Linked DNA regions of Homo sapiens: region 2 is linked to region 1. Evidence: read pairs that join two places in POLR2A ChIA-PET (ENCODE). Cell type or tissue: PC-9. All regions are shown on one strand. Each heading gives the region's core, and the rest is flanking DNA. Links, peaks and the distances in the headings are about the cores only.

Region 1 (17,124 bases), core at 3,954-11,953:
TCAACAAAAATAAGCAATGCAGAAGGGACTCCCTATTCAATAAACTCGCTAGCCCATATGCAGAAGAATGACACTGGACTCCTACCTTTCACCATATACAAAAATTAGCTCAAGGTGTATTAAAGATTTAAATTTAAGACTTCAAACTGTAAGAATCCTAGAAGAAAACCTGGGGAACCCCATTCTGGACATCAGCCTTAAGAAATAATTTATGACTAGGCCGAGGCAATCAGATCACGAGATCAGGAGATCAAGACCATCCTGGCTAATGTGGTGAAACCCTGTCTCTACTAAAAACACAAAAAAAATTAGCTGGGCATGGTGGCGGGTGCCCGTAGTCCCAGTTACTCGGGAGGCTGAGGCAGGAGAATGGCATGAACCTGGGAAGAGGAGCTTGCAGTGAGCTGAGATTGCGCCACTGCAGTCCAGCCTGGGCGACAGAGGGAGACTCTGTCTCAAAAAATAATAATAATAATAATAATAATAATAATAATAATAATTTATGACTAAGTCCTCAAAAGCAATTGCAGCAAAAACAAATTGACAAGTGAGACTTAATTAAACCAAAGAGCTTCTGCACAGCAAAAGAAACTATTAAAAGACCAAACAGACAACCTACAGAAAATATTCACAAACCATGTGTCCAAGAAAGGTCTAGAATCCAGAATCTATAAGGATCTTAAGCAATTGAAGAAGCAAAAAAAACGAAATAACTCTATTTAAAAATGGGTAAAAGACATGAACAGACACTTCTCAAAAGAAGACATACAAGCAACCAGCAAACATGAAAAAATGCTCCACATCGCTAATCATCAGAGAAATGCAAGTCAAAACCACAATGAGATACTATCTCATACCAGTCAGAATGGCTTTTTTTTTTTTTTCAGACAAGAGTCTCACTTTGTCGCCGAGGCTGGAGTGCAGTGGCGTGATCTCTGCTCACTGCAGTCTCTGCCTCCAGGTTCCAAGTGATTCTCCTGCCTCAGCCTCCCTAGTAGCTGGGATTATAGGCGCCCACCACCATGCCTGGCTAATTTTTATAGTTTTAGTTGAGATGGGGTTTCACCATGTTGGCCAGGCTGATCTCAAATTCCTTACCTCAGGTGATCCTCCCACCTCAGCCTCCCAAAGTGCTAGGTTTACAGATGTGAGCCAAGACGCCCAGCCCAGAATGGCTATTATTAAAAGTCAAAAAAAAACAGATGTTGTCAAGGATGTGGGGAAAAGGGAATGCTTACAAACTGTTGGTGGGAATGTAAATTAGTTCAGCCACTGTGGAAAGCAGTTTGGAGATTTCTTAAAGAACTAGAAACAACTACTATACAACGCAGCAATCCCATTACTGGGGATCCAAAAGAAAACAAATCCTTCTACCAAAAAGACACATGCACTCACATGTTTATCTCAGCATTACTCACAGTAGCAAAGACATTGAATCAACCTAAGTGCCCATGAACAGTGGATTGGATAAAAAAATGTGGTACATATACACCATGGAATACTACACAGCCACAAAAAAAAAGAAATCATGTCCTTTGCAACAACATGGATGCAGTATTATCCTAAGCAAATTAACACAAGAACAGAAAACCAAATTCTGCAGGTTCTCACCTATAAGTGGGAGCTAAACAGTGGGTACTCATGGACACAAAGATGACTGTAGACACTGGAGACTGCTAGAGGGGATGAGGGACAAGGGTTGAAAAACTAATTGTTAGGTACTATGTTCAGTACTTGGGTGATAGAATCATTCATACCCAAACCTCAGCATCACACAGTATACCAGGTAACAAACGTGCGTATGTACCCACTGAATCTAAAAGTTGAAAATAATTAAAATTAAGGTACATCTATGCAATGAAATACTGTGCAACCATTAATCCAATGATGTACACCTATGCCTCTAGTCATGGAATGCCATCCACAACATACTGTTTAGTGAAAGGAAAAAAAATTAAGGTACAAACAGTGTATGTAGCTTGAGCCATATATATTACTATGCATAGATATGCATAGTAAAAGATTTAGATGAATGTACACCAATATATTAACACAGATCATCTCTGAGTGGTGGAATTTTAAAGAATTTTTTTCTTGATTATGTGTTTATTGTCTGATGTTTTCAATAAGTAAATTATATATTTAAAATAATTTAAAAGCTATTTTAATTTTTAAATAAAAATTTTCCTATTGTCTAGTCACTAAAAAAACAAGAAGGGGATAGTGATTAACTGAGTTAAAGACTGTTGAGATACAGAGTTAGATGGGAGCTGAGAATATTCTTTCAATTAATAAGATGGAGATCCTAGGCATCTTCAATGAGTAATTTCAGTGGAGGGTTGAAGACAAAAGACTTATTTGAGAGGATTCAAGAGAGAATGAATTTTAAGAAAGTAGAGACAGAAAATACAGCTAGGAGTATCCTTCCTTACATGGAGCTAGGGAGGCAGGGATGGCATGGAATCAATTTTCTTTCTTTTTCTAAAGCTGTTGCAGCATGTTTATATGCTCATGGAAATGATCCCAGGGATGGGGTGGGGAGATAATACAGGAAGAAGCAATGTCCTTAAAAAAACAAAAAACAAATGGCAATCAATGCATAAATGGAATAATTGGCCTTAGGTACAAGTAGAGACAATTTATCCATTGTAATAGAAGATACAGTGTTGAAGTACAGATATAAGGAGGTTGCTGTTGGATAGTGGGATACTGAAGTAATACCCTTCTGTTGACTTTAATTTTTTCATAAACTAAGAAGCAAGATCATCAGCTGAAACTGAGGAGGTGGGGAATGACCTGTGAATGTAGGTAAAAGCCGTTAATACATTGAGGTGGCCATAGTATGGTGGACTTATTAAGGGTATTTGCATTTCAGAAACATGGGTTCGAATCTCAGCATGACCATTTTAACCTCTTTGTGTAACTGGCAAGCTATTTAATCCCTCTAAGCTTCAATTTCTTTATTCATTAAAAAATGTGTGATTATGCCTACCCTATTCATCTTCACAGGTTTACTGTGTGTATCCAGTAAGGTAATTAGATAATTAGTATGTATATGTTTATAAAGCATTATACATATTTAAGGGACACATGTTGGAACATATCTGACCTTACTCTAGACAGGTTTTTGTTTTGTGTTGTGCTGTGTTTTGGTTTAAGTTTATTATTTACGTTTGGCTTTTCTTTTGCATTCAGAGCTGCTTTACTCTGGACACCTTTACATTTTTAGGGATTCAGAACACTTAGTCTCTCCTTGACCATCAGAAGAGCAGCCCTATTGGACTCACTAAGAAACATTTTATTTCATTATTAATGGCTTGGAGGAATAAAAAAAAGTACACAGTCTTGTGACTATTATGCTGCCAAGTAATCTTTGCTCTTAAGAGGCATTTAAAAAAATAAATGTCAATGTGTATATTTAAGGTCTGCAACATGATGTTATGAGATATAAAGTGGTTGCTATAGTGAAAGAAATTAGCATAGCCATCCTCTCTCATAGTTACCCCTTCAGTGGCATTTTCTGAGTTCTCTCTTTTTGGTTGCTCTGCCCTACTCCCTTGTTCCCTTCGTCCTCTCTCCCCAGGTTAATATTTTACTGAAAGCCATGGCCCTGGGGTTTAGACTATGACACGGGAGTGACGGTCTGTAAAAAAATGAACCTTCACTGCCACATCATCCTACCTCCAAATAAAAAAGCAGTAAGGCTCTTTAATGTGACATTATCCTGGCTTTCAGACCAGTGTCTGTGCTCCTAAGAGTGCTCATCTATTTATTTATTTATTTATTTATTTTTAAAAAGCCACTTAGTAATTAGAAGAAATCATAAAGTAATTATTATTAGTAATACTGATTATGGCTGGGTCATTACTCCTTCACTAAGACGCTTTGCAAATGGATTAGCACTTCTTTGAATTAGGAACTTGGGCTTGAAAGCTATGAGGAAGCTGTGTTCGTAAGAAAAATGTTCTTTCTTTTGGGGCTAAGCAGTAATCTGCAAAACAGTCGGGAACCCATTGGAAACCTGGCTGAGAGAAAAATCAGGCAAATCAAATTGGCCATTTTATTAGGCATATATTCATCTGGAAAAATGCAGTTGATTCAATTGCAGTTAAAGCTCTGGTCAATTTAATCCAGTTCTTTGGTAATGCCAACTCTAATTTGGTTGGACTGTGATGTTTAGTATTTATCTTCCTGAATAATTAGGCAAATATTACATTATTTAATATGATACTGGGCAGCAAGGAACCATATTTAAAGTCTAAGTATTTATAAAATATAGTTTTTCAAGAATAAGCCTTTTTGTTACACAAAGCATTACTTCATTTTAGTTTTTAATGAGGGACTAAATGTCCATTTATTCTTTTATACAGGTACTGCACTTTTGTAATCTCTTCCTTCTTCTACAACTTATTCTTGACCACCTTTCCTAGTTAGTTCCTCTAGTTTTTCCTTCATTTTCTCCTATTTGGAAGATTATTTGTTCTACACCTATTACTATTCTACATATAATTTTTAAACATAGCCTTTCAACAGTCCAACAAGGATATTTTATATAGCACCTACTATGTTAGGTACAAGAGGAACCATGATAATTAAGATATGATTCCTGCTTTCAGGAAGGGAACCGGCCTATGTCTAAGAAGTGATTGTAGCTTGGTAGTAACAGTCTTGAAAGTGTAACTGGTACCAGCATATCTGGAATATGCTGCAATTCTGGTTATTAAGAACATGGGCTTTTATAATGGATGGAACTGGAGGGCATTATGTTAAGTGAAATAAGCTGAGCATAGAAAGACACATATTACATGTTTGCAGTCATGTGTGAGAGCTAAAATAAAATTGATCTCATGGAGGTAGGGAGTAGAATAATAGTTACCAGAGCCTGGGAGTATGGGGGATGAAGAGAGGTGGGTTAATGCGTACAAACACAGTTAGATAGAATGAGTAAGTTCTAGTGTTCAGTAGCTCAGTAGAGTGACTATTATTAACAAGAATTTATCGTATATTTCAAATAGTTAGAAGAGAAGACCTAGAATGTTTAGATATCCCAGTTACCCTGACTTGATCATTCTACATTGTATGCACGTATTAAAAAAAAAAACACATGTACCCCATGAATATGTACAACTATTATACATAAGTAAAAACTGAAAAAATAAAAACATTATAGTGAAACACCTTAAAAAACAAGGATTTTTTTTAATATTAAAAAAAGAAGATGGGCTTTGGCGTCAAACAGGCATAACTGCACCATTTTCTAACTGTATGACCTTGGACTAGTCACTTAACCTAAGATCCATGCTCCTCTAAAACAAAGGGGAGGATTAAATAAAATAATATGTATAAAGCCTTAGTACATTACCTACCATATGATATCTGCTGTTGCTAGCTTTCATTAGTAATAATATTTTAATATCGATATCAATTTTAATATTTTAATATTGATAGCAAATTTAGATTATCAGTGTATTATAACTTACATAAATCATTTCTACATATAACAAGTATCATTATTCTGTTCTAATAAAAAAACCTTAGATGAATTTACATTCCTTAGCCTTACATATGGGATTGTTCTGAGTCTGGCTTCGGCATTGGGCAGAGTGAGAATAGCCCCCATCTTCAACTGCTCTTCCCCTTTTAATCCCTCATGAAGCTCATGCTAATCCACGTGCGAGGAATGCCTCCTTCCCCACCACAGCCAGGACAGTTTGTACACTTTGGTCAAGACCCACCTCACTTATCATCCATGTGAAACACTAACCAAATAAAAAGGAAACATCATAAATCATTGGTTAAGGGATGGTTTAATTCAACAAGTAGGAGGTGAATCGTATAACTTTTTGGAAAAATATTCAAGTTAGATTCTAATTCTATAGTATACGCCAAAATAAACTTCAGCTAGATTAAGAATTAAAGCCAAGCATAATGTTAAAATTGTATATTCTTCCCCCTTTTAAAATTCTAAAACGGGAAGATGGGAAGAAGCACAAAAAAGAGTTGAAGAAATCGCAAAAGGAAATGGGTAAATGTGCATACATAAAAATATAGAATATATGCATGTCTTTAAATGTAATTTAAAAAGCATTAATATATGTCATAATTCTGAAAGGTAAAAAGGTAATATTAAAAAATTTTAATCATAATATTTAAAAAAATAGCCACTAACACTCCAGTGGTAAAATGAAAAGAAGGCATTTGGTAACAACTTACAAAAGAAGAAATTCATCTTTAACAAATATAAAGAAAATACTCAGCCTTCTCACTGATAAAGGAAATAGAAATTGAAAAAAAAATGGCAACCTTTTTAGCCTATGAAATTGTCAGGGATTCAAAAAGGATAATACATACTGATGATGAGAACACTGTAAGTTGGGCATTCCCTAACACTGCTAAACAGTCTTCATTGACCTGGAAATTTGATATCTATCAACATGTTTATTTTACATCTCTAAAAGATTTGAAACTTGACGTTTCAATTGCATTTTTAGGAATTGATCCTAAGGAATTAAGTGTGCTGTCAAAATGTATGTACACAAATGTATACAAATGGTCTTCACAGCATTATTTATAATAGAAAAAAAAACTAGAAAACTTTTCCGTAAAGACCAGTATCTCTCTTTCAGAATAAATAATTTGTAACCACCAAAACATAAACTTACGTTCTTGAAAGGGAATCAGTGGGAAAAAGTGTTTGTTTTTATACAGACCTATATGCATACTCTAATAGATATTTATGTTTGTCAAACAATAGATCACTTACTAAGTAACTGAATCATTTTGAAAAGCTCTTTCAAGAAAAAAATCTACCTACTGATTAATAATTCTTAGCAGACTCTAGTCTTCCCACTATGAGAAGGCTAAAATGAATATTTTTATGCTGGTTTAAAATATTTATGATAGAAGCCTAGAGGAATTTCCAGTGATACCTTTTGATTTCTAAACCCAAAGAAATGGATATGCTTCATTCTCATACTATGTTTTCTGAAAACTTTTGTTGTTACTACCAAATAAAATACATGGAAATGGTCTTTATTACAGTAGTATTATTCACACATCTGTATTTTATTTTAACATTATATTCTCCTGAAAAAGGATTCCACTTATTTCACAATGTTTTCCAACTGACAGTCCAATGGAATATAAGCTTATCTCAGAAATTTGATTATTTCAGAAAGTTAGAGCTCATTGTGCTTTAAAAAGAAATTGAGGTGTAAGAAGGACTTCACAAATATCATCCTCCTTGGATACATAAAATGTTATGCTTTCTTATGTTCTATTCGTTGTTTTGTGTGTAACTCAGAAAAATAATGCAATTTGCCAGAAGCACTGTAATCTCAGTTTTCAAGTATTTCTGTTGGTAAGAGAGAATTATTCTTCTATGTACACTTGCTTCAACTTTTAGATTTAGGTCTTTTATATCATCTTTTTAAGTATTTTCTGTTATTTATTAAACAGTATAATAAATTTGTAAGATGAATGCCAAACAGGTGTCATCTTTTTTCTGATAGATCAACAAATGAACAGCTCAGAATCAGTGACTGAGCTGACAGTATTACTTTGCTGAACTAAAAGCATAGAAAGTGTTGTGACCTGGAACTACTTTTACTTTTTTAACCAGTGAAGAAGGAAGGAATGAGAGAGAAAGAATCAATTAAGACCTCAAAATAACCTGTGAATGCAGCTAAAATCAGGGAAAAAACAAAGGATAAATAAATTGTCATTTGAGACCCGCACCAAAGTGACGTGGGTGATACCAGACTGAAACTTAAAAGCAGGGTTTTGTTTTTTTTTATAAATCATGGACTGGGAATATGATGTGATAGTTATTTAAAATATTTTTGTTAATGAAGTTTCTACGTATATATGGATTTCAGAATTCAAGGAATTTTAACACAATACATTTAGAACAGTGTTAAAATATATATGTATGTGCATTTATGTATTTCTTTGATGAATCAGAAGACCCCTAAGGCTCTTTAAAAGTCCTGAGGCTATCATTATAAACATCAGCACATTATGGATATATTAACGTGCTAGAGAGCTTATTAATATGGAGCTGATAGAGTCCTGTTAAATACAATTTTGCTATTTGTAGACCAAGCAATGGTTTTTTTTTTTTTTCTTTTTGGAGAAGACAAAAATCTACAGATATCCACCACATCAATGTATCAGTAAAGTTAAGCCACTGAGTCTTATTTTATAAAACAAGTGGTTGGTTGCTATATTTGAGAATTTGGAAATGCATATATACCTGATGTATCCTCATATCACACCCTAGAAGTTTAATGTCTGGTGAATCAGCCCCATATATGCATACCAAACTTAAGAGCTGTACTTTATACCCCCTCAACATATATGTACTTTGTTTTCCAATGTTAAAAGCACCAAGGAAATGCAAACTAAATTGAGGAACTGGGTTAATTTAGCCTACAGTATGTGCTTGCCTGTTATGTGTGCGTGTGTGTGTGTGTGTGTGTGTGTGTGTGTGTGTGTGTGTGTGTTCCTCTAAGATGTTTGGGGTTTGACTATGACTTTAGCCATAAGAATGCATGTTTGCTTTCTCTTGATTCACACAGAGCAGATGGATGCTTGACTGCCTCCTAATCCACAGCTGGAATGGTTTCAGCAGTTGCCACGTTGCCAGGTTAGAGTGGCTTTTCTAGTGGACTGAGAGGGCAGCAAAAGAGGGATATCATTATTCATCAGTATCCCAGTGGGAGTGCTGCCAGCAGAGATTAATTTTTTCTGTTATGCTTGTAAAACAAGCTCAGGTGGAGTCTCTAATCCTCAGGGCACGGGTGGCAGATCAAGGAAGATGCTACAAAGCTAGTTAATTTTCTGATTCTGGGGGAAACAGAAGCTCTGTTAGATGTATAAATACATGATTGCAAATTTAAGTAGCTCAAATCCAAATGGGATCTTCCCTGACATCTGGTACTGAAAATCTCTGTTTTTCTTTGTTGTCTTTAAATATAACTTCTCGAAAGTTTACCCTGGAGCCAAAATATTGATATCTCTAAATATTAGGAAGTGATTAATTTTATGAGTTAATAACTTCAAACATCTAAATTTTGCAAACATTAACTAAAACTAAAACTTTCTGCCTAAACAGACACTAAGTTAGATGTCCAAAGTATATCCACTTACATATATTACCAGAAAGACATAGCATTAGCTATTTGATTGACAGGTGTCATTTTGTTTTCTAATGTATAACCATTCTATTTTTAGTGGTTTTATTTTCATTCTCCCAATTTAAGATTTCCACGTGACACTTGTTTCCCATATCTTATTATATGATCTATCAATATGTTTATCTTTTTGAGTAATGAATATGGGTTTCAAAATAGAATTAAGTGATGTTTTTAACAAATGTAACAGAATTTTTTTTTTTTTTTTTGAGATGGAGTCTAGCTCTGTGACCCAGGTTGGTTGGAGTACAGTGGCACCATCTCAGCTCTCTGCAACCTCCTCCTCCCAGGTTCAAGCAATTCTCCTGCCTCAGCCTCCCAAGTATTTGGGATTACAGGCACCACCACGTCCAGATAGTGTTTGTATTTTTAGTAGAGATGGGGTTTCACCATGTTGACCAGGTTGGTCTTAAACTCCTGACCTCAGGTGATCCTCCCGCCTTGGCCTCCCAAAGTGCTAGGATTACAGGCGTGAGCCACCATGCCCAGCCCTGTAACAGAATTTATACGTCCAATGACTATTGTCTCCTTAGGATTATTTATTTGAAAAGCTGTTTTTATTAGGCTTTGCCATTACAAAAAAATATTAACTCCTTCCAGGCCCTATTGTACATTCTTTTGATTATTTGGGTAGCAAAATGTGGTCCGCTAATGGTTATTTTTCTTTTGTGGGTTTTTTGTTTTGTTTTGTTCATTACCTTTACTTTTGTTTTGAGAAAACAGAAGGAATTTATTTGAAGCCAAGTCAAGTGAGTAAGTTTGTTAAGTCAGGCAATGTAATTTGGAGTTGTAAAAAATCTTGTTTGACTACATGATAATGTGTAGTTCCTAAAGTCATTCTGATTGCAATGCCAAAAAAGAAGTTTCACAGTATGTTGAGTAGTGAATGCCCTATTGAAATGCATTTATAACCTCCCAAGGTATTTGGTTAACATGACATACATATGTTCTGGTATGTTTATTTAAAATCAGTTTCTCCTGTGGTTCTATTCACACCTTACATAATGATATAAACCTTTATTAAGTTTCAGATTTTTGTTAATACTGAGTCCAAATCTTGTTTTACCAAGAGTATGCTCAATACTCAATTCTCAATGTATATCTCAAGAAGAGATAAACATTTTTAAAAGCCCTAAGTAGAATTCAAAGATTGACACTTCATAGAAAAAGCTCCTACAAAAATGCAAGATTCATAAGTGTCAGGAAGACTTTCTCATCATGATAAAATAGCCAGAGGACATAATATGGAATGAAAGCAAGCAAGTCTAAGAGGGGCTGGATAAATAACTGAGGAGTTAAGAAGCCTAGAGCAGTGTTAAGTCGAGGTAGTAATGATTGCTAATACATTGAAATAATTGTTTCCCAATCTATACTAAATAAGCCATCTCTTGTTGTCAGCTATCTGTCCCACTCAGAAGAAAACTATGATATCTTCAAATGCTGTACCTAGCCTAAATAAGGAACAAAAACACCCCACAAATCTCTAGTTTCTTTATTTTACATGTTCCATCATGACTTCTTCAAAGTTGTCTTTTTGAGATATGGCTTGCAAACCATGTGATTAATTCTGTAGCAGCATTTGACCCTCTATCATCATAAAGAACATTGTTTCAAAAGAACAAATCACTTATTGAATCAATCCTTAATTTTAAGCAATGTATTTACAAATCAAAATAGAGAATTAGAATATTCATAAGAATTACTCAGAAATTTGAGGGTCACCCATTTCTTCCTAATCAAAGCAGGGTACAATGCTTTTCACTTTGGGTTTAACTTTTAGCACACAATCATATAGAAAATTTTTTTACCAGAAATATATATATCAGGACATCATCAATTTTCTCATTATCCTCCCTTAATACTTTGATATTCAAGTCTTTTGCTTTTGAGCACTTATAGTATCATTAGTCTTATGTAGTTTTCTTCTTATATTACTATAATAAACCAAAATATGAACATTTCTTCCTGTCCTTGTTTTTTTTTTTTTCAAAGAAGTGAGGGATTATCAAGTATTTTCTCCTTTTTTGTTTATAGAGACAATAAAGTATACTTGAAAATGCCCCAGTTTTGGAATCAGACAGAACTCAGTTGAATTCTGATTCTGGAGAAAATAACAAGACCTAACTATACACTATCAGCAAGAGACACATTTTTTTGGGGGGGGTGATCCCCTCAAGCATTTATTTTATGTGTTACAAATAATCCAATTATATTCTTTTACTTATTTTAAAATATACAATCAAGTTATTGACTATAGTCACCTTGTTGTGTTGTCAAATAGCAGGTCTTATTCTTTCTAACTATTTTTTTGTGCCCATTAACAATCCTTACCCCCCACCCACCCTACCCCTCCCATCCTCTGGCAATCTTCCTCTCTATGAAGGGGCACATTTTATATTTGAAGATAAAATTAGGTTAAAAGTGAAGGGTTGGGAAAAGATATACCAGGTAAACAGCAACTGTAAAAGCTGAATTATACCATACTAATGTCAGTCAGTGGCTATACTAATGTCAGTCAAAATAGACTTTAAACAAAAAAAAATCATTTTAATAGAGACAAGGCAAACGTTTTATTATAATGAGTTCATTTATTAGAAAGATATACAAATTATAAACATATCCATACTAAAATCAACATCCCAAATCCATGCAGCAAAAACAGACAGAAATTGAGGGGAGAAATCACAACAGAAATTAGAAAATACTTTCAAATAAAAGCACAACATAACAGTACTTATGAGATCCAGCTAAAGCATACTTAAAGGGAAATTCGTAGCTGTATATGCCTGCGTTAAAGAACTATCTCAAATCAGTGACCTAACCCTCCACCTTAAAAAAGCTGGAAAAAGAAGAGCAATCACAACGGAGCATGTAACAAAAATAAATGTTGAGATAAATGAAATAGAGAATATAAAAAGAGTAGAATAAGTCAACAAAACTTAGTCTGCTTCTGCTCGCTCAGTAGATATTCCCATGTCGCTGTTCCTCTGTGAACATACTCAACATGTCTAAAATCTTGTGTTCATCATGCCCAGAAGACTGAGGAGTCCTACCATTGTTCTATGTGAGCTGCATTCACAGTCTTTAATACTTCCAAGATGAATTTTTGGGGGTAATCTTTGGCTCCTCCCTCTCTGCTCCCCAATTTCACATATTAAACCAGCTGCCTTTTATTCAGTCCTTTCTTTATTATTTTTTTTCTCAAATTTCTCCCTTAAAAAAAAATGTTCACTCTTTAGCTCCTATTTGGGTTCTCATCACCCTATTCCTAAACAATTGTGCTGACAGTCTCCTGAGTGATCTTCCAACTTTAGTTTCTCTGACATACTTAATGTACCCAACACAGTCTTGCCAATTAATCTGTTTTAAACCACCGTTTGCATCATTTCTCCCCTCCACAGTCTACAATTATATACATAATAAAGAATTATTTCGTTAGCCTGGCTGTCAAGGTCCTCCACAGTCTTAGTTTTCTACCTACACCTTCCATTAGACTGTTATAAATTACTTCTTCCCCTTTCTCCTGATTAACATTCTTACTCCCACCTTTAATCATGTTGTGTACATATTTCGCTTCATAAATTTGCTTATGATTCCCACCTGGACAATGTATCTGACATTCATCCATCCACATGGTATGGCATCCTCTTAACATTTCCTTAATTTAGCCTCAGTGATTATTACCTTTTCTAAATTTGTAGCACCAGCGTTCATTTCATTTATTTGGCAATTGTGCCTGTATTATGGTATTTCTTATATATTGGCCTGTTTTGATATTTCATTTTTAGATTTATTTAACTTTTTGTGTATGTATTTCTTAACTCCTAGAACAAGAATATTAAGCAAATATTAAACACATTAGAAAGGTTTTAATGCTATGCCTTAATCCTTTCCATTTTGGGTTTAATTCTTGTGGGGTTCTTTTTGTTTAAGTTTGATATATTCTCATACCCAGTAGAAATGCAAATTACAAAGAAAGTCACTTCTAATAAATATATATGGTTTTAAAGGTAGAAGCAAGGTAATTAGAAAGATTATTTGGCTTTTTCATTTGTTTGTTTTTGAGATGTGGTTTCACTCTGTCGCCCAGGCTGGATTGCAGTGGCTCTATCTCGGCTCATTGTAGCCTCCATCTCCTGGGCTCAAGCAATCATCCCACCTCAGCCTTTGGAGTAGCTGGGACCACAGGCTTGTGCCACCACACCCAGCTATTGGCTATTTGGCTTTTTAAGATAGATTACAGAGTGTGACACTGAATCTTACACAATTATATGTTGCTGTTAATCTCAGTATCCCTTTTTAGGATTCAAACCTGACAGCCTTGAGATTTTTATTTCTTAAAAGGAAAATATCTAAACATTGTTAAGCTGTAAGGCATTTTTATTGTAGCCTTTAAAACAGGAATTTTTTCAAGTTTCATCAAAGGGCAATTTTTTAAGGACTTAGCTATAAATCCTGGGAAATAGATGTTCCTGATGGAATTCTTACCACTTGAATTATTTTAAGTACAACAGACCTGCTGGTACCCACTATTTTAAGATCCCTTAAATTCCAGCTGTCAACCAGGTGGTCCTTCTTATATTGGAAAAAATGAAGTATCATTTCTTCTTCATATTTATTTTTGACAAATGCTTATGTGCTTGTCCTAATTGGTTGAGGGCCGAACATATGTCCATAAGTACTTATAAGACAATGATACAAGTCAGACACATATATTCACATGAGCCCTGAAAGGAAATATACATAGATTTTTATGAAGAATTACAATGATAGACATTAGTACTTATATTTTTACCATTTACATGATAAAGTTATTTTGATACTTTATTGTAGTGGAGTAAACTATGTGCATATTAGAAAATTTTTAATTAGCTGGATTTTAGTTTTATCATTTCCAATAAATGTTTTCTAACATAGGGCTATTTTTTTTTTACTTTTTTCAACCTGGAATGTTAATTCCTAGTATACCTTGCAGTGAATTTTCTGGTCAATATAAATACCATGTAAATCCAATTTATAATAGTCTTTTATTTTAGAGGTTTATTTTGTTTGGTATGATATATGATTTATAAAGTTTGAATAGATAATTTTAATAAAAGTCCAAATCATAAGTGTTAAAAACAATGCTAACTATATATATTTGATAATATATAGAAAAAAGTTATATCACACTTAGTTTTTAATAGATAATGATCCAATAATATCTGAAGAAATAAAGATAAAAATATAAGGCATTTTTTTTATCCGTTGATATATCTGGACCTAGTGTGGTAAACGCCAGATTGTTTTTCAAATATTATTATAAAATACAGAATACCCAATTAATTTAATACTTCAGAAATTAAACAGGATTCCTATCAGGGAAATTTACTGAAATGTTTTTTCTAAAGCTTCAGTGGCCAAAAGACAGCAGTGGAATGTGAGAAACTAATTTTGGTTTGTTTTAACGCCTCAGAATGTTACAAATTAATCAAGTGCTACTTAAAGTCTAGAACTCATTAACTTTATAAGTTTTACTTTTCCCATGACAGAGATTAAGTTATAGCATAAAGCTTCTTTAGTCTCACATCGAGCAGGCTGCCATCCCCACTGTACAAGTGCCCTCTTATCTGTGATTTAGTGAGTTCAGTGTAGGCAGCGATGTGTGCAGTGACATAAAAGTACTAGTTTACTGTTGCGTAATGTTTATGTGCAACCAGGTACAAATCCATTCTGGTCGTGTCTTTCCTCTATTCCCAGTAATCTGCTTAGGTAAAGCAGACACTAATAGTTACTGTACCTGGAAGAAAAAATATATATGTATGTTTAAAAATACACACACACTCAACCAACATTCATTTGTTCACATGCTTTCAGTAAAGAAAAAGTCAAAGTAGATTTTAAGTATTTAATCATTTGTTTCTTATTTTAACAAATCTAAAAGGTAAAGTTACAGTCAATGTTGTTAAGGGTCACAGTACATGTAAGATTTACATATCAAATAAAACTACCAGAGCTTTAACTAAACCCAAGTGCCAGCTAATTGCTGAAAGGCATATCTCATATTTAGCTGTACAGATTTTGCCATATTATTCTTAGGAGAACAAGCAAGTGAGTTATGTGACATAAGGGTGTGAGTAAACCATTATGTAATAGTGTATATCCCCAGTAAACTAAAAATCAGCATGAATATGCAAGCAAAATTTAGTAGGCTAAATATTTTTTTCTTTTTTAACTTTATGTGGAGTGGCTGAGTTTATGGCATTTGTAGAACAGATTGAGATTTGTAATGAAAAGGGAAACAAAATGAAAAGTATTCAGAGAACAGCAGGGACCATTTGATGTGATTACAAAAGATGTTTCCTTATTCTATTTTTTTCTTTTGCAATCTAAAAACAGTAGCAGGGGGTTACAAGCAGAGTTCATCATAGGTTGTCGATCACTGTCATTTAACATTTGCAGGGGAAGATGTCTTTATTCAAGGACAGCTGGGCAAATCAGAGACACAGATTTGCAGTTAGTAGTCTGTCCAGCCTACACTAAATAAACAAGGATAGGGCAGACAAACCAGCCTCTCACATAAAAATATAATGGACTCCACTGACCTTGCTGCCCTCCATTCAGCTTCAATCCCAGTTGCATAAAAGCTTCACTACCCACTTTCAATTTCCTCTAATTACCTACATGATGTAGATAAGAAAATGAACCTTACCGATAGTCAGTGATCACACAGGAAATTAGCTAGACAAGTTGTTTAAAATTAGAGGAGTAATTTGGAGGTAAATAGAGTGTCCTACTAAGGAAGCAGTGGCTAGAAAGGATTTTTGTTTGCTTGTTTTTAACCAGGGATTGTGATTATTTTACTAGCTCACTTTCTGCTGATCTTGAGATTGCTGCCTTTCTAATTAATCTTAACTAAGTAAAAAACCTCCTCCGTAAGTATTCTGAAACACCCAGCATAAAATACTTGAGGGACCTGAGAACTAAGTAAAGTGGTGAAGCAAGCATGTCATATTCTAAAGAGCTTAGAGAAACTGTGAACTGGAATTTCAGGAGTACATGACCATGGTATTCACAGGAGAGCCTGGCAGAGCAATTGAGGATTAAATAGCAGTTGTCTTCAGTCTGTCTTCATTTTAAATCTCTTTTCAAGTCCATAATCAAAATATCATCTCCAAAAGGAAAAGAAAAAAACAACTTATAATATTTTCTATTCATTCTAAATAATCTAAAATATATAATATTTTCTATCTTTTTCTTGTGGTTCATAGCACTTGAGTTTTAATTAAAAAACACTATAGGGTTTCAGAGTAATATACTCCATAATACTTTTTTTTTTCTTTCAGAAATGTTGCATTCCAGCTGTATTAATGCTTCTTTTTCTCTATCTTTCCACACTATTTTGAGTTAGTTCCACTGAGGTGCACTGGAAAGAGCATATTTCTTTATCACACATTGATGTACTTTTGTGAGCATTTAATTAATGTGGATTTAAAAGAAACCTAATTGGAGATTGGAGACTAAAGCTCACAGTATCAAATCTGCAGTTCAAGAGGATACAATTTCTGAATATTTTATCTTGAATTTGACTGTCTCTTATATTACAAGCACATATTGGTCTTTCAAAGAACCAATATTTTCAATGATGCAATCACATATAAATTGTATGGTTACTTGAATAAAATGAATGTGAAACTACTAGTAAAGCATAAGTTTTAAAAATCTTGTTTCTTTGAATAACACTTTAAGAATCATATTTTTTAAAGTAGGTTAATTAAATTTTATTTTACATAGTGAAGGACACTTACATAATTATAAACAAAGATTTACATCTGAAAACTGTAGAACAAAATTCAATTAACTCTTAAAATTCAGTTAACATCCTTTAGAGTATCAGATGTGATTATTATCATTATTATTACTATTATTTTTATTATTATTATTTCTAACA
Region 2 (17,124 bases), core at 4,022-12,021, 360 kb after region 1:
CTTTTGGCCAATTCTTGGCAATCTCAGCAAGGAAACTGAGGCTTCATGTTTCCATGGAAATAAACCTCAAGGTCAAAGGGGCATATGGAAGGTCAGACAATGACAAAGGAACATCTGAGAGGCCATCTGGATGAGTGACCTGACATAATTAGTCATTAATCCCACTCTGGGGAACAATAGAGCTGGCAGAGAGTGTGTTTGGGCTTTGATCGTGGTCTGGGTGATCTCATGGGGAAGAGGGAAAAAAGCCCCACTTGGTAACTAAGCAGATTACCCTGGCATGCTGTTAACTAAAGACAGGGTGGCCGCGGAGGCCAGTGGGATATGCATTTTACATATTAGACTACATTTCCCTTTACTTACCACAGACCCCTCTAGGGCCATGTGGCTTTCGGATTAGCTTCTGGGTAGCATTTTTTACAGTTTACAATGGAAAGAGAGCAAGATTCCCAAAATACGTTGCTTAAAATTCTCAGGCAACAGATGGGAAGATTGCTGAAGAGCCAATGGCATTAGCCAGCTTGGTGTACAGGTGTCAATATTTACTAAGCAAAGTTTGCCAGGGTGCCTTTTGGGACAAAGCAGAGAGAATAGTTAATCAGTAAAACAATAGCAATCAGTCCGTTGTCTGTTTTTAGCAGAATGGTTAGAATTATAAGTTGTCTTAAATGGTGAGAAGTACTCATCGGCATCTGTCTTTCTCTTCAGCTCTTCTTTTTCATGTTTATTAGTCTCAGCTGACTTTGATCAGCTACCCCCCCTCACATGTAGCTAGAATCCTTCTATTTGAGGGTTGGTGATGTTTTGGGATTGGTTCTGTGCATTTTTGTAGGATGTAAAAATGCTAGCAGTCTTTATAAATGCATGTATTTCAGCAACTGCTGAAATCACCCTCTGCCCCCTAGAGATAACTGATTATACTTGCTGTGTAAAGGATGGTGACCAGATGAGGTAGTAAATATATTGGACCAAAGTCTCTTTATTAGAACAGCTTTCTGAATAATGAAATTTAAAAGTCATTGTGAGTTTTTAAATTTTGAAACCAGAATCTGATTAGTCATTTGGGTGTTATGTTACGGAAAACTACACATGAGACAGTAGAAAGGGTACTGGGCTGAGAGTCAGGAGATAAGATATGTTCTTGTCCTAACTCTGCAACTAATTTACTGTGCAGTCCTTTTTGAGCATTTCTTTATCTGTAAAATGATAAATTACACTATATCAGGAATAGAAACTATATTTTCTCTTGTAATGCCAATACAAGATGATAGGTTAGTGGCTGCCTGGACATCCACTGATAATTGTGAAAGACTCAGAGGGGTATCTAGGCTTAGTGCTAAAGAGTGGTTAGTAATGTCTGCATTGGTGTGGGAAGAGAAGTGCCAGCATGAGCACTTAACATGTATATCTCCAGATTTGATTATTATTATATCACACGCAGTTCTAATTTTAAGAAACTTGGGGAGAGATTATTTATCTAAATACTTTTAAAAACTCTTTAAAGTTCTGTGACACATCACTATTTGTGGTAGTAGCAGTAGAAGCAGCAGCAACAGCATAGGACTCTTGAAGTAGGTTAGATCTGGAAGTTATTGTGCATGCAAAAATCAGATTAGCTTGGTTGACAAAATGTAATTATAGCTCCTCAAGCAGAATGTGAGCATCCAAGTCATAAGGACCACTAATGAAATCAAAATGACAAATCAATGCTGAATGTAACCAATGACAGAAAATATCCCTTAAATAGTGTTATAGACAATTTCCACATGGCCTTGCTTTTTCTGTCCATTAGAAGGTGGATTTTGGAAGTACATCTCAAACTGGTGATGCAGAATTTTGTCCCTCCTTCTTATCCATTGAATCTGTTATATCGGGGTCCGCTTCTCTTCTGTGACATGTTAATTCACAGGAGTGATTTATTCAAGCACTCTCATTGATGCAAAAGATCTTTTATTTCTCTTCTATGATAAAAGGTACCTTAAATCAGCATACAATATAACTTGAGTAATCATAATAACTTGAGTTATTTATGGTAATATACTAACATCTTTTGTTTATGGAATGTCTACCTGTGAGAATTTTACAAATGGAGTTTCAAGTGTTTTGAAAATTGTAATACTCAGTTTCCACTAAAACCATGAGTCCCCCAACCACATTCACCGTTGAGTCCATGAGTTCTAGGAAACCAAGTTTCTGAAGACAGCCACATTTGGGGAAGAGCTGACTTTTGCTTCTTTGCCTTAAACTTCCTCTAGCTGCTTCAGCTCACTGCTAGAGAAGTTTGTGAATAGGTACTAATGTGCCCAGCATTCTTGACACTCAGAGGGGATCATTTATGAACATCCCTTCCTCATTACAACATAATTATTTTCAGAATAATTAAGAAATAAACAATAACTCATGGCCAGAAAATAAACACAGACAATGAAGAGAATTTTATTCTCAAAATTTGATTCTCTTTTTTTATGAAATGGTAAATGGAATATTTCACAATTTTTGTGAGCCAATCAAGAAAGGATTTTAAAGCTGGTTTTCACTGCTCATCGTTCAAGAATAACACTAGCTATTTGCAAATTTTGTGTGTGTGTGATTAACCTCATTTGCAACAACAACAAAAAAAATCAGAGAAGAAAAAAATCCACACAGCTATCCCTGTTTAGTTCGTATCTACTATTTAAATGAAAGACTTCGTAGTCTCTTAGGGGTTGCAGACATAAGTTACACAGGCTCAAATAATTTTAACCTGTTATGAACTACTTTCTAAATGAACATGTATAGCTGAGTCTGTGTGTGTGTTGTAGTATAGCTGTAAAACTGGGAACTCTGTGTTAACTTCCATGTCAAAAATAATGCCTATTAAATGAGGAGTAACAAAAAATGTGATCACTTACAGCTTTCACATTAGAACTCAAACAGCAATCACAATAATTGCTTGGAACTTAGAGAACATATTTTGGGAAGAAGCGTTTTATCACTGACATGGGTAAGAATTGTGCACTCATGGTGAAAATAAAAAGTGAACTAATTTTTGGCCAGTTTTATTATTTTTTAAAAAATTCTCTACATTGCAGCCTCTTCCTGCCTGTGTTAAATGCTGTTTTGCCTTTCACCCTTGGTACTCCACTGAGTGTGGGAAAAGACTGCCTGAATCCATCATAGGGAATTGCATCCCACCACCTTCTTACACAAGTGTAACAGATCCTGAAGGTTCTCGGCCTGATTTGAGAAGATTATGGGGATTTTAAAATGATGAGATGCAAATTGTTTCACAAGTTATCAGGATATAATTTGTATCAATATCCCCACACCTTCTATTAACGTTTTGTTCCAAAAGCCTCACATGTGGTGGAAGGGTAAAGCCAGACATCCCATTTATGTACAGTTCCCGCAGTCAACTTTGTCTCTTTCCTAGTACTGTACAGCACAGGTCCACTTTCATAAAACTTCTTCCCAAGACCACTCCCCTTCAGTTCTTAATTTCTACAGGTCTCTCTAATATATTTTCTATTCAGTATTTACAATTTATGACCATTTCTTAGTACATCACCAAACAAATCCAGATTTCTTCTCTACTTTCCAGAGAAGACTTCTCAGACCCTTAAGTAGAATTAATTTCTTCCTTCACTGAGATCCTAAACACTTTGCTCAAACCTCTATTCTTATTATACATATCATAATTATTTATTTATATAAATGTTGAGCTTCCTCCTTAGAATGTGAACTCTCAAACAGTAAAAATTTGTTTTTTTTCTCTCTAGTATCTTCTATAGCTGAGCAATAGTCAATAATCAATAAATTATTGTAAAAATAGTGAATGATTGAATGAAAATTTAAATTGGTGTTCTCTGAGACTAACTCACTGTAATCTCCTTGTCCTGTAGATTTTGTCTAAACATACTTCTATTTTTTTTTTCCTGAAAAAAATCATGCCTTGACTTTTATAGGATTTATTTTTATATACAAGTAATATCTTTATTTAATGATCTGTCTTGCTCTTTGCTGTGTCTCTAGTACCTGATACAGTGCCTGGCACCAAGCAGATGCTCAAAAACAGACATTGAATGGTTGTAAATATGGAGACCAAAAAAGCAAAATAATGCAAATTACAGATGCTATCAATGTTTCCTCCAGTTGGACAAACATTTCTATGTTTCTTAGGGAAAACAAAAGGCAAAATTGGTGAGGGGGTGATTGAGGGAAGATTACAGAGTTGGGAATGTGCTATCAAGCTCCAGTGCCCGTGCCCACTGCTTTTCAGTTCTTGCCCTCTCCAGTGGAAGCAGGACTCCTGGAATGATCTGTGTGAACCCAGGGAGATTCAACATGAAATTTTTGCTTCAGTTCCACTTGGACAGGCCCCACTCTCCAATTCTTACTACAAACACCTCTTCTGCCAGGCTCCACTGTACTCCCAGGTCCCTCCAGAGCAGAGGGGCTCTGGGAAGCTAACACTATACTGGGCTCACTTTTAAAGGTGAAGCTATCTTGTTGTGTATGTGTGTGTGACCCTCTTTTGAGGTTATGTTTTTTTGTGCCCCAATGACTAACAGGTTTTTTTTAAATGTCTTATTTAGGACTTGTCTCCCTTCTTCCGATTTGACTGGTGATCATTTTTTCTGTCTCTCTCATCAAACATACTTAATCTTCCCCTAAAACCTGGCTCTATCTCTTATAGCATATCTTTCACAAGAGTCTCCAAGATTTGTTCTTTCTGCTGGCCCTACTTATCTTTTGCTACTAATCATGTTTCAGATCTGGGACTGCAAACTGTGTCATTCATCCAGAATACTTATTTTGTTTGAGCCTGAGGGGCTTAATACCTAGGTGATGGATTGATAGGTGCAGCAAACCACCATGGCACACGTTTACCTATGTAACAAACCTGCACATCCTGCACATATATCCTAGAACTTAAAATAAATTTAAAAAGAAGACTTTTAATAATTGAGAAAATTTCCAGAAATCTGTAGATTTTCAGTTTCTTCTTAAAATCAGAGTTGGAAATTCTTGGTCTACTTTACCACAGAAAAACAACTAGCTGAGGATCTGTCATTACTATCATACAGGATGGGCACGCTCCACTTCTCCCCCTGCCCCACCTCTCTGCCTCAGCTTGTGTTGATCATTTATTGTCTAGACCAAGGCATTGGAGAAAGAGTCAACTACGGATGTACAGGCCATCTTCCCATTCACCTTACTACTAACATCTACTCACTTTTAAAGATCTAGATAAAGAATCTCTTACCCAATGACATTGCCCTTCTCTCCTCCAAGCAGAATGTATTCATTCATTCTCAAGCATTTGACCTACTAGGTGCCAGGCAATGGGGATTCAGCAGTAAAAAATTCAGAAGACAAGACAGAACTAGAGATATCACTTAGTCAGTCATTGGCATCAGATGGTGTTTCAGGCACAGGATAGTGTACTGTCACCAAGAAGTAGAGGTACACGGAGAAGAAAAGAGGAGAAAGGTTTATGCCATCTCTGTTCGTAATTACTGCCTTTCTCATGCCATTTTCGTGGTGTACGGGAATTATTATTTTTTACAATCACTTAATGTTTTTCCCCAAGTATTTATTTCAAAATAATTCAGAAGTATGGGATGTGACCAAATAGTATAATGGATATACCCTTCATCTAGATTCACCTAGTTTGCAATGTTTTCTTTCTCTTTCCCTCCATCTCCTCTTTTTCTCTCTCCACCATTTGAAAGTTACTTGTAAATATCACTCTATTTCACCACTAGATACTTCAGAGTGCATCTCTTAATAACAAGGACATTTTCCTTCACAGCCATATTCAGAATATTTAATATTGAAATGAAACTATTATCTAATATACTTGTTCCTATTTAAATATTCCTCCATTGCCCAATAATTTCTTTTAAAGTGTTTTTGGATTCAGGATCCAATCAGTAGTTACTTGTAGTATTTCGTTGGTATATATCTTTTGTCTTATTTGATCTAGAAAAGTTTCATAGCCTTTTGGGAGGGGGCATAATGGGAATGTGATATGGTTTGGATATTTGTCCCCTCCAAATCTCATCTTGAAAGGTGATTCCAAATGTTGGAGGTGGGACCTGGTGGGAAGTGTTTGGGCCATGGAGGTAGATCCCTCATGAATAGCTTGGTGGCCTCCCCATAGTAATGAGTGAGTTCTCACTTAGTCCACACGAGATTTGGTTGTTTAAGAGTCTAGGAGTTTCCCCTCTCTTTCTTATTCCCTTTCTTGCCTTGTGATATGCCTGCTCCTCTTGGCCTTCTGCCATGATTGTAAGCTTCCTGAGGTCTCACCAGAAACTGAGCAGATGTTGGTGCCATTCTTGTATGGCCTGCAGAACCATGAGCCAAAAGATATCTCTTTTCTTTGTAAACCACCCAGTCTCAGGTATTTCTTTATAGTAATTCAAATGGACTGACACAGAGTAGGTTTTGTGGTGTTGACATTTTTAAAGAATTCTGGGCAGTTGTTTACAGAATGTGCTTCCATTTGAATTTGTCTGACTTGAATGTTTCTTTATGATTAATTTAGGTTAAACATTTTTGGCAAGAATATACATAGATGATGATATTGTATACTCTTTATCACATCACATCAAAGGTACATAATGTCAGTTTTTTCCCATTACTGTTGATGTTAAATTTGGTAATTTAATAATAGAGTGTCCCTCAACTCAATTTTTCCATATGCTGCTCTCAACAAGTTTTCATCCCATAATTCTAGCATCTAATGATGATTCCTAACTGAGTCAATTATTGTTATGATGCTAGATGCCAGTAAATGAATTACTTCCTGTTTCTTTAATTCCCTCTACATTTATTAGTTGGCTTTTTAAAAGAATAAAGAAAACTTTTCCATTTCTCCCTCCCTAAAAGCAAAGGAAAAGAAAAACCCTTTATAAGTATCAGTGTGGACTCATGGAATGTATTTTTCTTTCTTTCTTTAGACAGGATTTCACTCTGTCGCCCAGGCTGGAGTACAGTGGCATGCTCTATATTCACTGCAGGCTTGACTTCCCAGACTCAGGTGCTCCTCCCGCCTCAGCTTCCTGAATATGTGGGACTACAGGCACATGCCACCAAGCCCAGCTAATTTTTTGTATTTTTAGTAGAGATGGAGTTTTGCCATGTTGCCCAGGGTGGTCTTGAACTCTTGGGCTCAAGCGATCAGCCTGCTTCAGCCTCCCAAAGTGCTGGTATTACAGGCATGAGCCACCAAGCCCAGTGACTCATGGAATTTTTTAAAACATTGAATGTGTAAAAGTTTATTCCTATCACTCTTCATTTTGACGTTCAGAGGCAATTACTTATTTACAAGCTGTGTTCCCATTGGCCTGTGAGCCTCTTGAATATGAGTCATAGAATATGTCTTGCAGATTTTTTCCCATTACGTAACACACATATGGAACCTATATATATTTATCAAATGATTGAGTTAATATAACTACCAAGTTGTCTATCAAATTTGTTCATGCTTTTAGCAATTAAAGTAATAAGATACTATTTATTATTTTTATTTGACAAATATGAAAATATGCTAATACTCATTTTTTATATTAACTTTTTTAGGTTTAAAAGGCCACTCTTAATAGTCTACTGGAGGATAACTAACATGTACTTAAAGTCTTTAAAATATACATTTTCTTTGACTCAACAATTTCACTTCCAGTGATATAAAGGATGCCATTTTTGAGATATCAAACCAATGTGTCTTGTGGTAATCCCCTTTTAGAGTTGTTTGGCAGCTGCCCTACCCAATGGTTCAGAGGAATTCATTGCCATGTGGAAGTGGGTGGGGGGCTGCCAAGAACAAGGGAATCATTGCTTGACTTTAAGTTTCAAAACAGAGGTTATTAAATCCATAGAGAGTTAATAGCTTAAAAGCAAATACTTTTGACTTTCAAAAGCCAGGCTTTAATGAGAAATGGGAAAAATTGCATGTTTCAATGAGTCAGAGCTTAAAGGACTGACCACAGAGTAGATGATAAAGCAGAAAAAAATCTGGAAAATTATGCAAGACTTTCCTGGGGCCAGAGAGGAGGACCCAGAGACAAAGGGAGGGGCAGCAAGGAGTCAAATGTGAATGTCCTTTTTTCCACCCTTATGGGTTGAACACCACAGAAAGAGCACGTTTTTGAATGGGAAGCCAAGAGCATGTGCTTTGATTCTCATTTGCTACCCCTTAAGGAGAACTGTAGAATGGCCTGCACCAACAGGAGAGTAGAAATGGCAACATGGCCAGCTTAAAGCAGAGAGGGGTCAGGGCTCCATAGGCTGTATGTGGTTGACAAAGAGTCAGAGATTGTCATAGGCCCAGGGAAGAACACTGGGCACAACTGAGAATTGAAGTCTTTTTTTTCCTTTCTTTTTTTTTTTTTTATTATACTTTAAGTTTTAGGGTACATGTGCACATTGTGCAGGTTAGTTACATACGTATACAAGTGCCATGCTGGTGCGCTGCACCCACTAACTCATCATCTAGCATTAGGTATATCTCCCAGTGCTATCCCTCCACCCTCCCCCAACCCCACAACAGTCCCCAGAGTGTGATATTCCCCTTCCTGTGTCCATGTGATCTCATTGTTCAATTCCCACCTATGAGTGAGAATATGCGGTGTTTGGTTTTTTGTTCTTGTGATAGTTTACTGAGAATGATGATTTCCAATTTCATCCATGTCCCTACAAAGGACATGAACTCATCATTTTTTATGGCTGCATAGTATTCCATGGTGTATATGTGCCACATTTTCTTAATCCAGTCTATCATTGATGGACATTTGGGTTGGTTCCAAGTCTTTGCTATTGTGAATAATGCCGCAATAAACATACGTGTGCATGTGTCTTTATAGCAGCATGATTTATAGTCCTTTGGGTATATACCCAGTAATGGGATGGCTGGGTCAAATGGTATTTCTAGTTCTAGATCCCTGAGGAATCGCCACACTGACTTCCACAATGGTTGAACTAGTTTACAGTCCCACCAACAGTGTAAAAGTGTTCCTATTTCTCCACATCCTCTCCAGCACCTGTTGTTTCCTGACTTTTTAATGATTGCCATTCTAACTGGTGTGAGATGGTATCTCATTGTGGTTTTGATTTGCATTTCTCTGATGGCCAGTGATGATGAGCATTTTTCATGTGTTTTTTGGCTGCATAAATGTCTTCTTTTGAGAAGTGTCTGTTCATGTCTTTGCCCACTTTTTGATGGGGTTGCTTGTTTTTTTCTTCTAAATTTGTTTGAGTTCATTGTAGATTCTGGATATTAGCCCTTTGTCATATGAGTATGTTGCGAAAATTTTCTCCCATTTTGTAGGTTGCCTGTTCACTCTGATGGTAGTTTCTTTTGCTGTGCAGAAACTCTTTAGTTTAATTAGATCCCATTTGTCAATTTTGTCTTTTGTTGCCATTGCTTTTGGTGTTTTAGACATGAAGTCCTTGCCCATGCCTATGTCCTGAATGGTAATGCCTAGGTTTTCTTCTAAGGTTTTTATGGTTTTAGGTCTAACGTTTAAGTCTTTAATCCATCTTGAATTGATTTTTGTATAAGTTGCAAGGAAGGGATCCAGTTTCAGCTTTCTACATATGGCTAGCCTGTTTTCCCAGCACCATTTATTAAATAGGGAATCCTTTCCCCACTGCTTGTTTTTCTCAGGTTTGTCAAAGATCAGATAGTTGTAGATATGCGGCATTATTTCTGAGGGCTCTGTTATGTTCCATTGATCTATATCTCTGTTTTGGTACCAGTACCATGCTGTTTTGGTGACTGTAGCCTTGTAGTATAGTTTGAAGTCAGGTAGTGTGATGCCTCCAGCTTTGTTCTTTTGGCTTAGGATTGACTTGGCGATGCGGGCTCTTTTTTGGTTCCATATGAACTTTAAAGTAGTTTTTTCCAATTCTGTGAAGAAAGGCATTGGTAGCTTGATGGGGATGGCATTGAATCTGTAAATTACCTTGGGCAGTATGGCCATTTTCACGATATTGATTCTTCCTACCCATAAGCATGGAATGTTATTCCATTTGTTTGTATCCTCTTTTATTTCCTTGAGCAGTGGTTTGTAGTTCTCCTTGAAGAGGTCCTTCACGTCCCTTGTAAGTTGGATTCCTAGGTATTTTATTCTCTTTGAAGCAATTGTAAATGGGAGTTCACTCATGATTTGGCTCTCTGTTTGTCTGTTGTTGGTGTATAAGAATGCTTGTGATTTTTGTACATTGATTTTGTATCCTGAGACTTTGCTGAAGTTGCTTATCAGCTTAAGCAGATTTTGGGTTGAGACAGTGGGGTTTTCTAGATATACAATCATGTCATCTGCAAACAGGGACAATTTGATTTCCTCTTTTCCTAATTGAATACCCTTTATTTCCTTCTCCTGCCTAATTGCCCTGGCCAGAACTTCCAACACTATGTTGAATAGGAGTGGTGAGAGAGGGCATCCCTGTCTTGTGCTAGTTTTCAAAGGGAATGCTTCCAGTTCTTGCCCATTCAGTATGATATTGGCTGTGGGTTTGTCATAGATAGCTCTTATTATTTTGAAATACGTCCCATCAATACCTAATTTATTGAGAGTTTTTAGCATGAAGGGTTGTTGAATTTTGTCAAAGGCTTTTTCTGCATCTATTGAGATAATCATGTGGTTTTTGTCTTTGGCTCTGTTTATATGCTGGATTACATTTATTGATTTGCGTATATTGAACCAGCCTTGCATCCCAGGGATGAAGCCCACTTGATCATGGTGGATAAGCTTTTTGATGTGCTGCTGGATTCGGTTTGCCAGTATTTTATTGAGGATTTTTGCATCAATGTTCATCAAGGATATTGGTCTAAAATTCTCTTTTTTGGTTGTGTCTCTGCCCAGCTTTGGTATCAGAATGATGCTGGCCTCATAAAATGAGTTAGGGAGGATTCCCTCTTTTTCTATTGATTGGAATAGTTTCAGAAGGAATGGTACCAGTTCCTCCTTGTACCTCTGGTAGAATTCAGCTGTGAATCCATCTGGTCCTGGACTCTTTTTGGTTGGTAAGCTATTGATTATTGCCACAATTTCAGCTCCTGTTATTGGTCTATTCAGAGATTCAATTTCTTCCTGGTTTAGTCTTGGGACAGTGTATGTGTCGAGGAATTTATCCATTTCTTCTAGATTTTCTAGTTTATTTGCGTAGAGGTGTTTGTAGTATTCTCTGATGGTAGTTTGTATTTCTGTGGGATCGGTGGTGATATCCCCTTTATCATTTTTTATTGTGTCTATTTGATTCTTCACTCTTTTTTTCTTTATTAGTCTTGCTAGCGGTTTATCAATTTTGTTGATCCTTTCAAAAAACCAGCTCCTGGATTCATTAATTTTTTGAAGAGTTTTTTGTGTCTCTATTTCCTTCAGTTCTGCTCTGATTTTAGTTATTTCTTGCCTTCTGCTAGCTTTTGAATGTGTTTGCTCTTGGTTTTCTAGTTCTTTTAATTGTGATGTTAGGGTGTCAATTTTGGATCTTTCCTGCTTTCTCTTGTGGGCATTTAGTGCTATAAATTTCCCTCTACACAATGTTTTGAATGTGTCCCAGAGATTCTGGTATGTTGTGTCTTTGCTCTCGTTGGTTTCAAAGAACATCTTTATTTCTGCCTTCATTTCGTTATGTACCCAGTAGTCATTCAGGAGCAGGTTGTTCAGTTTCCATGTAGTTGAGCGGTTTTGAGTGAGATTCTTAATCCTGAGTTCTAGTTTGATTGCACTGTGGCCTGAGAGACAGTTTGTTATAATCTCTGTTCTTTTACATTTGCTGAGGAGAGCTTTACTTCCAAGTATGTGGTCAATTTTGGAATAGGTGTGGTGTGGTGCTGAAAAAAATGTATATTCTATTGATTTGGGGTGGAGAGTTCTGTAGATGTCTATTAGGTCCGCTTGGTGCAGAGCTGAGTTCAATTCCTGGGTATCCTTGTTGACTTTCTGTCTCGTTGATCTGTCTAATGTTGACAGTGGGGTGTTAAACTCTCCCACTATTAATGTGTTGGAGTCTAAGTCTCTTTGTAGGTCACTCAGGACTTGCTTTATGAATCTGGGTGCTCCTGTATTGGGTGCATATATATTTAGGATAGTTAGCTCTTCTTGTTGTATTGATCCCTTTACCATTATGTAATGGCCTTCTTTGTCTCTTTTGATCTTTGTTGGTTTAAAGTCTGTTTTATCAGAGACTAGGATTGCAACCCCTGCCTTTTTTTGTTTTCCATTTGCTTGGTAGATCTTCCTCCATCCTTTTATTTTGAGCCTATATGTGTCTCTGCACGTGAGATGGGTTTCCTGAATACAGCACACTGATGGGTCTTGACTCTTTATCCAATTTGCCAGTCTGTGTCTTTTAATTGGAGCATTTAGTCCATTTACATTTAAAGTTAATATTGTTATGTGTGAATTTGATCCTGTCATTATGATGTTAGCTGGTGATTTTGCTCGTTAGTTGATGCAGTTTCTTCCTAGTCTCGATGGTCTTTACATTTTGGCATGATTTTGCAGCGGCTGGTACCCGTTGCTCCTTTCCATGTTTAGCGCTTCCTTCAGGAGCTCTTTTAGGGCAGGCCTGGTGGTGACAAAATCTCTCAGCATTTGCTTGTCTGTAAAGTATTTTATTTCTCCTTCACTTATGAAGCTTAGTTTGGCTGGATATGAAATTCTGGGTTGAAAATTCTTTTCTTTAAGAATATTGAATATTGGCCCCCACTCTCTTCTGGCTTGTAGGGTTTCTGCCGAGAGATCCGCTGTTAGTCTGATGGGCTTCCCTTTGAGGGTAACCCGACCTTTCTCTCTGGCTGCTCTTAACATTTTTTCCTTCATTTCAACTTTGGTGAATCTGACAATTATGTATCTTGGAGTTGCTCTTCTCGAGGAGTATCTCTGTGGCATTCTCTGTATTTCCTGAATCTGAATGTTGGCCTGCCTTGCTAGATTGGGGAAGTTCTCCTGGATAATATCCTGCAGAGTGTTTTCCAACTTGGTTCCATTCTCCCCATCACTTTCAGGTACACCAATCAGACGTAGATTTGGTCTTTTCACATAGTCCCATATTTCTTGGAGGCTTTCCTCATTTCTTTTTATTCTTTTTTCTCTAAACTTCCCATCTCGCTTCATTTCATTCATTTCATCTTCCATCGCTGATACCCTTTCTTCCAGTTGATCGCATCGGCTCCTGAGGCTTCTGCATTCTTCACGTAGTTCTCGAGCCTTGGTTTTCAGCTCCATCAGCTCCTTTAAGCACTTCTCTGTATTGGTTATTCTAGTTATACATTCTTCTAAATTTTTTTCAAAGTTTTCAACTTCTTTGCCTTTGGTTTGAATGTCCTCCTGTAGCTCAGAGTAATTTGATCGTCTAAAGCCTTCTTCTCTCAGCTCGTCAAAGTCATTCTCCATCCAGCTTTGTTCCGTTGCTGGTGAGGAACTGCGTTCCTTTGGAGGAGGAGAGGCGCTCTGCTTTTTAGAGTTTCCAGTTTTTCTGTTCTGTTTTTTCCCCATCTTTGTGGTTTTATCTACTTTTGGTCTTTGATGATGGTGATGTACAGATGGGTTTTTGGTGTGGATGTCCTTTCTGTTTGTTAGTTTTCCTTCTAACAGACGGGACCCTCAGCTGCTGGTCTGTTGGAATACCCTGCCGCGTGAGATGCCAGTGTGCCCCTGCTGTGGGGTGCCTCCCAGTTAGGCTGCTCGGGGGTCAGGGGTCAGGGACCCACTTGAGGAGGCAGTCTGCCCATTCTCAGATCTCCAGCTGCGTGCTGGGAGAACCACTGCTCTCTTCAAAGCTGTCAGACAGGGACATTTAAGTCTGCAGAGGTTACTGCTGTCTTTTTGTTTGTCTGTGCCCTGCCCCCAGAGGTGGAGCCTACAGAGGCAGGCAGGCCTCCTTGAGCTGTGGTGGGCTCCACCCAGTTCGAGCTTCCTGGCTGCTTTGTTTACCTAAGCAAGCCTGGGCAATGGCGGGCGCCCCTCCCCCAGCCTCGCTGCCGCCTTGCAGTTTGATCTCAGACTGCTGTGCTAGTAATCAGCGAGACTCCGTGGGCGTAGGACCGTACAAGCCAGGTGCGGGATATAATCTTGTGGCGCGCCCCTTTTTTAAGCCGGTCGGAAAAGCGCAGTATTCCGGTGGGAGTGACCCGATTTTCCAGGTGCGTCCGTCACCCCTTTCTTTGACTCGGAAACGGAACTCCCTGACCCCTTGCGCTTCCCAAGTGAGGCAATGCCTCGCCCTGCTTCGGCTCGCGCACGGTGCGCGCACCCACTGACCTGCGCCCACTGTCTGGCACTCCCTAGTGAGATGAACCCGGTACCTCAGATGGAAATGCAGAAATCACCTGTCTTCCACGTCGCTCACGCTGGGAGCTGTAGACCGGAGCTGTTCCTATTCGGCCATCTTGGCTCCTCCCTTAAAGTCTTAATTTTAAAGACTTTCTGTCTTCAAAGCATAGAGGTGATACCAGGCAAACAGGCAGCCCAAAGCTGGACTCAGAGGTAAGCATCAGTGTGCCGAGGGTGGTGCATCATCAAGCCACAAGACCTACCCTTGGGAAAGGCCCATGCCAGAAAATAGATCAAGGGTTTATCATCTGCAGACTTGGCAAGTGGGGATGCATGATTTCAAACTGGTACAAGAGACCAGAAAGATGGTCTCTATGGATTGTAGAGCTATCTGAATACGTAAGCTACCCCTGTACTCAGACACCATCTTGTAAAGAAGGGAAAGTTTAATATTTGTTGAAAGGCTATGGAATGAAGGAAAAAAAATTAAATTACAAAAACATTTATAGTGGCATCTTATTTTTGTTAAGAAAAACTACATTTATAAATATGGGTGGAAAAAAGTATCTGTGTGTGTGTGTATTATATATGTATATATACATATATATGCTTATATATGTATATACACATATACATATATATGCTTATATATGTATATACACATATACATATATATGCTTATATATGTATATACACATATACATATATATGTATATATACACACATATAGATATACACACACATACATACATATACACATGTTAATAATAGTTACTACAGGATGGTGGAAATACAGGTGATCTGAATTTATTTCTTTTTTTTTATTGTACTTTAAGTTCTAGGGTATGTGTGCACAACGTGCAGGTTTGTTACGTATGTATACAGGTGCCATGTTGGTGTGCTGCACCCATTAACTCGTCATTTACATTAGGTATATCTCCTAATGCTACCCCTCCCCCCTTCCCCCACCCTACAACAGGCCCTGGTGTGTGATGTTCCTCTTCCTGTGTCCAAGTGTTCTCATTGTTCAATTCCCACCTATGAGTGAGAACATGCAGTGTTTGGTTTTTTGTCCTTGCGATAGTTTTGCTGAGAATGGTGGTTTCCACCTTCATCCATGTCTGTACAAAGGACATGAACTCATCCTTTTTTATGGTTGCATAGTATTCCATGGTGTGAATTTATTTCTTTAAATTTATTTGTATCTCCTAGTTTTCTACAACGAATAGGAATTTGTTATGTAATAATTTTTGAAAATAGTATTTTTAGGTTTCTAGTGAATTGCAAATACTTTGAGCATGAATAGTAAACAATTTGGTTTTAAAAATGTGTTTTTGTATACATTATTTTAAAAATATAGGACATTTAGAGTTAAGTTTCACATATATCCTTTACCAAAAACATATTCAATGATTCGATTCTAAATGTGGAGTCATTAAATATTTGTCAATCATATTCTTTATTTTTGAAAAAGATTCAACTTTCTTGCTGAATCTTTGTCCCTATATTTGTTTCTTTGCCCAAGTTCACTTACAGGGCAAACTATAAGATGCTTTTTCTATTGGCAAGCTGGTCACAAGAAGATTATTAAATTTTAGAGTTGGTTAGGACCATCTACTCTGAAGTCCCATACCGAGTGACATAAATACTTCCTACTTTGTTCCTACATGGAACAAAGTAAATTTAAAAAGTATAGTAAAAAGTATAGTTAAAAAAAAAGAACTCTGTTTTTATTACATATGTGGGAAAATTTCGATTTGTCTCCCTGTCACAAATTTCTCAGTCTTATTGTTAATGGTCCAAGATCAAAGCAAGGTCTGAGAGTAGGCGTTCTGGAGTTGTTTGGGGTTAGGTCAGTTGTAGCAGCTGTTTGCATTTAAAGTTAAGTTTCTGTTCCAAGTCCTACCCATCCAATCATAAAAGGGTAAATGAGGTGAGATTGGCCAGCAATTTATATCTGGGTCAAAACTTAAGAGGATTGTCAATGTACATGGCTCTGGAGTCGGAGTATTGTCTACTTTTGAGGTACAGTGCATTTTCATCATGCTATTGAATGGCTTTTGTTTTTGTTGCTTTTTTTTTTTGTTTGGTTATTTGCTTTTTAGGCTTTGTTGTTGTTGTTGTTGTTAAAGTAGATGTGCCTTTAAGCTTTGTTTACTCTTGGCAATAATAGATCTTTTTGCTTTAAGGAAACAAAGCTTATAAAAAAATCTTACAAGTCGTTTTGGACGTCAAATGGCTCTTACAAATGATTTAATTATAAGTTAATCAAGAACATGTGGATTATATTTCTCTTCCTAAATACTCATTGGTTTAACATTGCAGGCAAGCTCTTAGAGTGCTTCAGAATATTTGTTGTTACTTATTGGCTTTCCAAATAGGAATGAAGTGATGGAGAAAATAAAAATTCAGGCCAGGCACTGTGGCTCACACCCGTAATCCTAGAACTTTTGGAGGCCAAGGTGGGCGGATCACAAGGTCAGGAGATCAAGACTATCTTGGCCAACATGGTGAAACCCCGGCTCCACTAAAAATACAAAAATTAACTGGACGTGGTGGCGTATGCCTGTATTCCTAGCTACTCGGTAGGCTGAGGCAGGAGAATCACTTGAACCGGGGAGTCAGAGGTTGCAGTGAGCCGGAATCACGCCACTGCACTCCAGCCTGGCGACAGAGAGACTCTGTCTCAAAAAAAAAATAAAAATAAAAATAAAGAAAACAAAATTTAGATCCCTTTCTCCAATCACCTCAAACTGTTAGAACAACAGTTTTTGTATAAGCATTCATTCATAGGCAGAAGTAGTAGTTAATGGAACAAAATTTGCCCAATGACATGCTCTATTTAAAAACGTTCTTT

The links. ChIA-PET counts read pairs that join two places held together with the same protein. Peaks named below come from ENCODE experiments on the same cell type or tissue, not always from the same donor. Only the 100,000 strongest peaks of a DNase experiment are listed, where the experiment ranks them.
Region 2: POLR2A ChIA-PET joins it to region 1 with 20 read pairs; 2 of 35 experiments call an interaction of 5 or more read pairs at or near these places.

Annotation. Positions count from the first base shown.
Region 1 is chr6:100,552,129-100,569,252 of GRCh38, reverse strand. The region is part of intron 36 of ASCC3 (activating signal cointegrator 1 complex subunit 3); the gene reads left to right. Among named protein-coding and RNA genes, the nearest start is that of SIM1, 96 kb to the right of the region's middle. In PC-9, for the core only: no CTCF peak of the experiment used is centred there; no DNase peak of the experiment used is centred there.
Region 2 is chr6:100,193,733-100,210,856 of GRCh38, reverse strand. No RefSeq gene overlaps it. Among named protein-coding and RNA genes, the nearest start is that of SIM1-AS1, 190 kb to the left of the region's middle. RefSeq lists an enhancer at 1-821. In PC-9, for the core only: no CTCF peak of the experiment used is centred there; DNase peaks (open chromatin) are centred at 7,316 and 7,996; H3K27ac peaks cover 2,040 bases.